2 separate regions of the Homo sapiens genome follow, and region 1 is linked to region 2. The links are chromatin contacts, found by Hi-C in ENCODE. All regions are on one chromosome and are shown on one strand. The core of a region is the stretch at or near the end of the contact, and the rest is flanking DNA. Distances in the headings are between cores, read along the strand shown.

What was found. A loop is a pair of places that touch in the nucleus more often than their neighbours do. Pooled maps may share reads with other maps.
Region 1: a loop to region 2 is called in a map of sigmoid colon, with 7 times the contacts of the local background. The contact joins the promoter of LANCL2 here to the promoter of EGFR in region 2. A Hi-C loop is called at or near these places in 3 of 168 maps with a recorded cell type or tissue (ascending aorta, prostate gland and sigmoid colon) and 9 of 50 pooled maps.

Annotation. Positions count from the first base shown.
Region 1 is chr7:55,363,950-55,368,767 of GRCh38, forward strand. It overlaps LANCL2 (LanC like glutathione S-transferase 2), which reads left to right and starts at 1,388. Exons shown (of 9, transcript NM_018697.4): 1 at 1,388-2,280. The coding sequence starts at 2,077. RefSeq lists enhancers at 1,313-1,502, 2,123-2,582, 2,613-2,852 and a silencer at 1,573-1,992.
Region 2 is chr7:55,016,472-55,021,649 of GRCh38, forward strand. It overlaps EGFR (epidermal growth factor receptor), which reads left to right and starts at 2,546. Exons shown (of 28, transcript NM_005228.5): 1 at 2,546-2,894. The coding sequence starts at 2,807. LOC105375284 (a long non-coding RNA gene) reads right to left here and starts at 2,451. Exons shown (of 4, transcript XR_007060329.1): 1 at 90-2,451. RefSeq lists an enhancer at 3,546-4,220.

The DNA of each region.
Region 1 (4,818 bases), core at 138-2,637, 350 kb after region 2:
ACCCCCAGGGGACAGGAGGCTGAAGAAAGGGAACCTACCACTTCTCCATAAAATAGTGTCAGTGAGCTGTCCAGGAGGGCAGGGGATCTGCCGATAAGAGAGCATTTAGGAAAATATGCCGACTCCTTAAATTGGGTTTCGATTTTTCAGCTTTTGAAAATATTGGTTTTCTTTAGGACAGGTTTCTGTACTTGCCAACAGTTGCCAGTTATCCACCAGCAGACTGCAGGAAGAAGAGACAATCTTCACCTCCCTCCTGGGTAGGGAGAGCTGAGAATTCACTAGGCTTAGCCTAACAAAGCCCGCAGTGGACGTTTCTGCTGTACCTGTCCAAGGCGTGATAGTTCCCCAGACTTTGGGGAATATCACCGTGGGTTATTTTGTCTAGTTAAGTCCCTGTGGTGGGATAAGGATGGCTCCTAGAGCATGTCGGCATCAGTAGTTCCTGGAGTGGATTTTCCTACACCGTCTAGGTATGAAAATTTGGTGGGAGAAAAGACCCCAGGAAAGGGGAAAGCAGGAAAGTGGAGCTAAGGGATGCTGCTATAACACTCATCCTGTTGTATCTGTTCTGTTTCCCTGAACTTTGAAGATAGTTATGCTGAGTACCCCCTTTAAAATGATTTTCTTCTACACTGTACCTTCCCATGGTCATGTTCTTGGTGGGGTGTGTTTCACATGTCCAGCCCTGTGGGGTTGGGGGGACACTAGAAGAGGTAGTGGGAAGCCAGACTTTCCCACATCATTCCACCGAGGCCACGGAGGCAGGAGGAACCGAGCCTTCCCTGTGCTCGGCACTGTGTTTTTCTTCATCATGTCACTTTTTACATTAACGTGTATTTTTGCTTGCTTCCAGAAAAGCACCTACATCAGCTATGCTGTAATCCTTGCTTTTCTCACCCAATAACTGGGAATCCCCAGAGAGCCAAAACTATCTTTTTAATCTCTTATTTCTTCATCACCTAGTACCATTTGGTGCTCAATCAACGTTTACTGAGCGGAAGAAAACGGAAATAAGACATTTTCCTCAAGGAGCAGAAATCATTACACGTATTTGGTCCAAACAAATAAAAATAAAGAGAACCAATGAAGACTGAAGTAAACCACATCACGATTACATAAATGTAAAGATCTGGTTGCTTGTGTCCTTTTTATAATACATACTATGATCTTTGCCAATTAACACTGGAGGACTCTTTCTGGTCGATAAAATGTTTGGATAATTAAGTATGCTTTCATTTTATGTCCCGGTATCAAAGATGTCCATTTATTCAAAACAAAGGGAGTGAACATAAAACATAAAAAGAAAAAAAAAAAGGCCTGTGGCTCCTCCTCCCAGACACCCCCCTCCAACAGTGATGAATAGGAGGGACTGTCTCCCTCCCCCATCCCTCGGAGACTAGCCTTGCAGTGTTTTAGACTGTTTTGAAATTCTGTTCTTTAGAAGAGATTTTTTTTTTCTTCTTAATATCAAACAAAGAACTGCTGCTATTCCTTTGGGCTGGCGCAGCAGGGGCCGGTGAAATGCAGGCTGACGACGGCGCGCCAGGGGCTGAGCTCGCCCCGGTCGGCGACGCGCACACACCTTGAGTGACAGCGACCTCTTCTCTACAGGTTTTCCCCGCGGGAGCGTGGCCCTAGCGGGCGTTCGGTTTTCTTTGGAAATCGCGGAGGGGGCTGGCCGGGCGCAGCGATCCCCACCCCGGGACTCCAGCCCCGGCCGTGCGCGTCGCCGCGGACGGGCTCTGCGGGCCACGGGGAAGGTGCGAGGAGGCGCGAGCAGGCTGTGAGCCGCTGGGCGCTCCCGCGAGCCCGCTCCTCTCCGTCGGGAGCAGGGCAAAGGCGCCAGGAACAGGGCAGAGGCACAGCGCCCACCGCCTCTGCGGCCGCCTGATGTGCGAGCAGCCCGCGACGAGGCAGTGCACGCTCAGACGCCCCGCTCCTCCCGCCAGCGCGCGGCCTCGCTCCTCCTAGAGGACGCTCTCTGCGCGGGCCCTCGGAGGAGGCGGCGGCGGGGCGAGCTGCAGCGCCGGGACAGGAGGTTTGTCCCCGCCCGCGCGCCGTACCGCGGCGGAGATGGGCGAGACCATGTCAAAGAGGCTGAAGCTCCACCTGGGAGGGGAGGCAGAAATGGAGGAACGGGCGTTCGTCAACCCCTTCCCGGACTACGAGGCCGCCGCCGGGGCGCTGCTCGCCTCCGGAGCGGCCGAAGAGACAGGCTGTGTTCGTCCCCCGGCGACCACGGATGAGCCCGGCCTCCCTTTTCATCAGGACGGGAAGGTGAGTCGGCGGCCTGGCCGCAGAGGCGCCGGAGGGGGAGCGCGGCGGTGGTAGCGTCCACCTTCCGCCAGGCGTGACGTCACAGGCGCGCGCCGGGCTTGGGAGGGCGCGGGATGATAGCGCCTAGCACCTGTCTCCGGGCCTTCCCGATGAGCCGCGCTTAGGGTCCGTGGGCTTCAGCTGCATGAACCACGTTCCAGCAGTTCGGCCCTCCTGGCCCCAACGCGCCTTTGAAATACGCGGACAGTGCGCTTTCCTTCTTGGCCCGAGCGGCGCTTCGCAATGCGGGCTTGTGCACTCGTGAGGCCCGCGGACACCTCCCGCCCCTGCGCGGCGGAGCGCTCCGCCGGCTACCTGCTCCTCAGAAGTGGCCTGGAGGCTGGATTTCCTTGGCCATATCTGGTCCCTGGGCTCTCGCCGACAAAGAAGCATTGTCCGTACTGTCTGTGTGCCCAGAAATGGGAAGCGGGTGTAAGGGGAGGCCAAACTTGACTTTCTTAGTGTCGCGAGGTGGGTCAGAGCGTTACATTGACATAAAACAGATTAACAACAGAAAAACATACATCTCTTGAATATGTTTTACGTGAAAAAGACACAAAGAAATGGCAAAACCCAAATACTTTTGTGCTAGGCAGAACCAAGAGCGGCAGCTGTGGGAGAGTAAAGTGTGCGGGGAGGCTAATGGAAGATGGAACTGCTTGAACCACGTCTAGGTAGAAATCTCCGCCTTGCTCGGCTCTGGTGCCGAGTGTTTCTTTGTTCCTGGTGTAGGGAGGCCATGTTTTACAGGAGTTTTCTCTTGTTTCATGAAGAAAAGGGGGCAGTTTAGAGCACTCTTCTGTTTTTCAAGTGCTTTTAGCTTAAAATAATCCTTATGCCAGAGACATATTTTTGGGATGGCATACCCTGTCACCCTTCACGGGCTATCTGAACAGAATCTAACGTGGGAGGCAAAAAGTGGGAATAAAACAGAAGATTGAATATCAGCACAACTGTTTTCATGCTTGGTAAAACCGTACCTTTACCAGGTTTTCTTTTTCCACTGAGGTACGTGTTCCAATGGCCACTTCACCTCCTTGGATCTCCATGTATTTCATATTTGGCTAAAACTAAGAAGGTAATTTTGAAAGAGCCATTGGTCTGAATATGGAATCTAAGGCAAGTGACTTCTGTAAACCTCTCTCTTCTTGAATGTGGTTAAAAACTCGAAACAGGCCGGGCGCGGTGGCTCACGCCAGTAATCCCAGCACTTTGGGAGGCCGAAGCGGGCTGATTGCTTGAGCCCAGCAGTTCGAGACCAGCCTGGCCAACATGGCAAAACACCGTCTCTACAAAAGAAAAATACAAAAATTAGCCGAGCGTGGTGGTGGACGCCTGTTCAGCTACTCAGGAGGCCGAGGTATGAGAATCGCTTGAGCCTCGGAGGTCGAGGTTGCAGTGAGTGGAGATTGCGCCATTGCACTCCAGCCTGGGCGACAGAGCTAGACGCAGTCTCAAAAACCAAAAGCAAGCAAACCTGTGGGAACAAGTCCTAACTGATGGGGATGTGTCTGAATTAGATGAAGCATATAAATTGCCTAGCAAACTGCCTGATGTGGTACCTTAAGAAAGGCCTCAATAAATGTTAATCTCTTCCCCTTGATGATTTAAGTTACACGGTTTAGATTCATATTCAATATTGGTTTTTCTCTAGATTTCTTCTATTTTTACATACAAATATGTGTTTCATTTGTGACTTAGTGTTTCATTTTTTAATAACAAAAATAAAAATCTGGCAAGCATTGAAAAAACTGCATCATTCATTCTTATTACCAGTGGCCATCTCAGTACTATCCTTGGAGTAGGTAGGTTACAGCAATGCTTAGTGAAAGATGAATGAAATGAACTCTTGACATGAGAATAACAAAAATAATGTTAGAGACATGGGAAGCAGGTGAGTTTCATTTGCAGCCTCACAGGAGATAAACACTAATTCAACTCAAAGTTTTGAAATTGGGTATTTTTCTTTTTAGCCTTTGTATCTGGATAAATGTGATTTTTGACCTCAGTTATATACCTGATTTATGTTGAAAAGAAAATTAGACTACAAGTAACTAATGGGGCTTGTGATATCTCTGCAATGAAATGTAAGTTGGGGTGGGGACCTATGCCAGTGGTTGTGAGTATATGCTAAAGAAAGAAATGGACATCATATTATTCTTGAATATGAAAATGAGAGCACGTTGAAGGGAGAGATGGATAGTGATTTTAAAAGGTGGAAAGATTGCTTCTTGGTTATTGGAAAGTCATCAGATAAAATGAATATGAGTTGAACACTGTCTTCCCTATTAATATTTTTTATGATTGACATTAAATTTTTGGTTTTAAAAATCTGTTAAGAATGCAATTTGAGGATATCACACTATGCACTGTTTTTGATAGACATGAAATTTCATGAAAATGAGGGTGTTATGGGTTGAATTGTGTCCCCCACCAGAAAAAAAGGTATTGAAGGTTGAAGTCCTAACCCATTGGAACCTCAGAATGTGACATTTGGAA
Region 2 (5,178 bases), core at 1,296-3,795:
AGAGTCTTAGTACATACTTGCTAATATAGCATACATGAAGGCTTTATCTATAATTTTTTTGGCCAAGCAGAAATTTTGGTATTACTCACCCTAACAAATTTCCAAGACATTATGAAATAGAATTTTAGGTCCTGACATCACCATTTGTCTCAGGTTTTGAAGCGTTGCTGGACAAGAGGGGTAAAACACGGCTCTGCCTTGGATTCAAAGTTGGCCTCTCATACTAGCAAGTATACCTTGGTATCCTGGTCACTTCTCCCGGCCACAGCATCACATTGCTATAAAAGGCAGATACAAGTATTAACCAGCTCACAGGTTATCAGATAAGCTTAGTCTGACCAATGCTTAACACAGCAACTGGGCCACTATTGTCATTCCTGTGGTGGTGGCACACACACCCAGCCTCTGTCCGGGCCATGGTCTAGGACCACCCTCCACAGAGGCTGTGAGCTAGAGCCCTAACTGTGCAGGGCCCTAACTATGCCAGGCTACTTATCTCTCTTAAGAGGACTTCATTAGTGCCTGCTCGGCCATACAGTTTTTTACTTACCAAGTAACACAGTTATCAGCACACTCCAGGTACTAGCCAAGGACTACAAAATCAACGTGAATGTCAGCTTTTGTATCAAAAGCTCAAAGGAGAAACTCAAACTTTACATAGATGTCCCATGAAGATGTTCAGCAAACCCATTCTTCTCTGTTCCCTGGAATCCATCCCAGTATTGTGCTATGTGTGTGTCTAGTAATTCTTTACAAAAAGCTCTGTTTCTTGTGATGCTATCAGATCACATTGAAGAATATACAAGCCGTACTATGAAGGCTGTTGTCTCATATAGTCCTAACGTAGTGAGAACTGATGTTCTTACATGCTGTCTTTTTGGGCACTCAAAGAAATTCCTGTACAGTCTTACAAATCAGTTGTAGCTTAAATTGATTTGTGTTGTGACTTGTACACACAGGTCACATTCCCTTGACAGAAAATATAGTTTAAAACCAAATTTGCAGCCCTTGTTAAGTGAATGCACAGGACTTTATTGTATTCAGGTCTTTTATTGTAAGACTCACTCCTGTCTTCATTTTATGTTCCACTGTTGTGCTTCCCATTTGCCTTTCTCTAGTTTTGTTTTCTGTGTTTCTACGGACTGCTCTCAGCCCAGGTGTGCAGGAAGCACACACATGCCTGCAGAGCCTTCATGGCCTCTGCATTCAGGGCATGACTTCAACGCACAGTGGCTGTACTGATTTGTTAAAACAAAGGAACAGATTACTTCTCCTAATTCACAGGGAAGTTCCAGGTTGTGCGGGCAGTGAGCAGACCTGTGTCTGTCTGCGCTTGCCCTGGTGAAAAACCCCACCGTTCAGGCTGCAGGGTGCGAGACCCAGGCACAAACATTTTGCTGGATGAGGAGGAAAGATGTAAGGTTGCTCCCCTTCAGAGACAGCAAAGGGCAGGTCTGTAGCTTCACTTACTTCAGGATTGTGATTTTTGACAGAGCCGAGAGATCAGGGTTGTTGAACCAGGCCTGAAGGTCCTAGTGAATCTCGTGAAGAGAGGAGGGGTCTGGCTGTAACATGGACCTAGAGGACATTTTTACTGCAGGAGAAGGAACAGTGGGGATGGGGTGGACTTGCCAAAGGAATATAGCTCAAGTTCCTGCAGCCCAAAAAAGCTCAGTTTCTTTTGGCCAAAGCTTCCGCGAGTTTCCCTGGCATTTCTCCTGCGGGAGCTACAGGGGCAGTGGGACACTTAGCCTCTCTAAAAGCACCTCCACGGCTGTTTGTGTCAAGCCTTTATTCCAAGAGCTTCACTTTTGCGAAGTAATGTGCTTCACACATTGGCTTCAAAGTACCCATGGCTGGTTGCAATAAACATTAAGGAGGCCTGTCTCTGCACCCGGAGTTGGGTGCCCTCATTTCAGATGATTTCGAGGGTGCTTGACAAGATCTGAAGGACCCTCGGACTTTAGAGCACCACCTCGGACGCCTGGCACCCCTGCCGCGCGGGCACGGCGACCTCCTCAGCTGCCAGGCCAGCCTCTGATCCCCGAGAGGGTCCCGTAGTGCTGCAGGGGAGGTGGGGACCCGAATAAAGGAGCAGTTTCCCCGTCGGTGCCATTATCCGACGCTGGCTCTAAGGCTCGGCCAGTCTGTCTAAAGCTGGTACAAGTTTGCTTTGTAAAACAAAAGAAGGGAAAGGGGGAAGGGGACCCTGGCACAGATTTGGCTCGACCTGGACATAGGCTGGGCCTGCAAGTCCGCGGGGACCGGGTCCAGAGGGGCAGTGCTGGGAACGCCCCTCTCGGAAATTAACTCCTCAGGGCACCCGCTCCCCTCCCATGCGCCGCCCCACTCCCGCCGGAGACTAGGTCCCGCGGGGGCCACCGCTGTCCACCGCCTCCGGCGGCCGCTGGCCTTGGGTCCCCGCTGCTGGTTCTCCTCCCTCCTCCTCGCATTCTCCTCCTCCTCTGCTCCTCCCGATCCCTCCTCCGCCGCCTGGTCCCTCCTCCTCCCGCCCTGCCTCCCCGCGCCTCGGCCCGCGCGAGCTAGACGTCCGGGCAGCCCCCGGCGCAGCGCGGCCGCAGCAGCCTCCGCCCCCCGCACGGTGTGAGCGCCCGACGCGGCCGAGGCGGCCGGAGTCCCGAGCTAGCCCCGGCGGCCGCCGCCGCCCAGACCGGACGACAGGCCACCTCGTCGGCGTCCGCCCGAGTCCCCGCCTCGCCGCCAACGCCACAACCACCGCGCACGGCCCCCTGACTCCGTCCAGTATTGATCGGGAGAGCCGGAGCGAGCTCTTCGGGGAGCAGCGATGCGACCCTCCGGGACGGCCGGGGCAGCGCTCCTGGCGCTGCTGGCTGCGCTCTGCCCGGCGAGTCGGGCTCTGGAGGAAAAGAAAGGTAAGGGCGTGTCTCGCCGGCTCCCGCGCCGCCCCCGGATCGCGCCCCGGACCCCGCAGCCCGCCCAACCGCGCACCGGCGCACCGGCTCGGCGCCCGCGCCCCCGCCCGTCCTTTCCTGTTTCCTTGAGATCAGCTGCGCCGCCGACCGGGACCGCGGGAGGAACGGGACGTTTCGTTCTTCGGCCGGGAGAGTCTGGGGCGGGCGGAGGAGGAGACGCGTGGGACACCGGGCTGCAGGCCAGGCGGGGAACGGCCGCCGGGACCTCCGGCGCCCCGAACCGCTCCCAACTTTCTTCCCTCACTTTCCCCGCCCAGCTGCGCAGGATCGGCGTCAGTGGGCGAAAGCCGGGTGCTGGTGGGCGCCTGGGGCCGGGGTCCCGCACGTGCGCCCCGCGCTGTCTTCCCAGGGCGCGACGGGGTCCTGGCGCGCACCCGAGGGGCGGGCGCTGCCCACCCGCCGAGACTGCACTGTTTAGGGAAGCTGAGGAAGGAACCCAAAAATACAGCCTCCCCTCGGACCCCGCGGGACAGGCGGCTTTCTGAGAGGACCTCCCCGCCTCCGCCCTCCGCGCAGGTCTCAAACTGAAGCCGGCGCCCGCCAGCCTGGCCCCGGCCCCTCTCCAGGTCCCCGCGATCCTCGTTCCCCAGTGTGGAGTCGCAGCCTCGACCTGGGAGCTGGGAGAACTCGTCTACCACCACCTGCGGCTCCCGGGGAGGGGTGGTGCTGGCGGCGGTTAGTTTCCTCGTTGGCAAAAGGCAGGTGGGGTCCGACCCGCCCCTTGGGCGCAGACCCCGGCCGCTCGCCTCGCCCGGTGCGCCCTCGTCTTGCCTATCCAAGAGTGCCCCCCACCTCCCGGGGACCCCAGCTCCCTCCTGGGCGCCCGCGCCGAAAGCCCCAGGCTCTCCTTCGATGGCCGCCTCGCGGAGACGTCCGGGTCTGCTCCACCTGCAGCCCTTCGGTCGCGCCTGGGCTTCGCGGTGGAGCGGGACGCGGCTGTCCGGCCACTGCAGGGGGGGATCGCGGGACTCTTGAGCGGAAGCCCCGGAAGCAGAGCTCATCCTGGCCAACACCATGGTGTTTCAAAATGGGGCTCACAGCAAACTTCTCCTCAAAACCCGGAGACTTTCTTTCTTGGATGTCTCTTTTTGCTGTTTGAAGAATTTGAGCCAACCAAAATATTAAACCTGTCTTACACACACACACACACACACACACACACACACACCGGATTGCTGTCCCTGGTTCAAGTGTGCCAAGTGTGCAGACAGAACATGAGCGAGTCTGGCTTCGTGACTACCGACCATAAACCCACTTGACAGGGGAAACATGCCTTGGAAGGTTTAATTGCACAATTCCAACCTTGAGCTGCGCGGGTTCCAAGAGCCAGGCCCGTACTTGCTGTTGATGTCATTGGCTTGGGGAGTTGGGGTTTGGTGCCCAGCGCGGTCGTTGGGGGAGGGGCAAGGCATAGAACAGTGGTTCCCAGACCTTGCTGCACATTGGAATTACCTGGGATTAAAAAAAAAAAAATCAAAACAAAAACCAGTGTCTGGCTCCCGCCCCCAGACATTCTGATTTAATTGGCATGGGGCAAGACCTGGACTTGGGATTTTTTTTAATGCTCTTCATGTGATCTGTTGGGCAGCCAGATTTGGGGATCACTAGACGGAAGAAGGATTGTTAAAGTCTCCGGAGATGTTACTTGCCAATGCTAAGAGCTCTTTGAGGACATCTGGAATTGTTACAATATTGCCAAATATAGGAAAGAGGGAAAAGGTAGAGTGTGATTCCAATAATAAAGGATTCCGCTTTTCATTGAAGGAACTGGTGGAAAGGTTTCTTCTCTGCTGAGCCTGCAGGCCCGTCCTGCCTGCCTGGGGTGCCCGGGAGACGCGGGCCTGCTCCGGAGACTGCTGACTGCCGGTCCTGTTAGTCAGGTGTCAGCCCTGTCTCTGCCGAAGAGACTCTTCTCTTTATTTTAAATTAAACCCTCAGAGCACCACCAAAGCATCACTTTTCTCCCTCCATTGGTGTTCTCATTCTTTGATGTTACTTGTTTGAACACCACTATTAGTAGTTGGAGATTTGTTCCTGAGAAAAATATAAATACCACTTAATTTGCCTGTTTGTCCCGCATTCACTCAAAACAGAATGCTCCTGAAGACAAGAGAGAGAGTAGGAGAACAGACGCTATTCCATTACAGTAACATAAAAGACTGGATTTTCAGGGGCAAATTATTAAAATAGGAGATGAGCTCTTTTAACAGAAATTTGTTTAAGG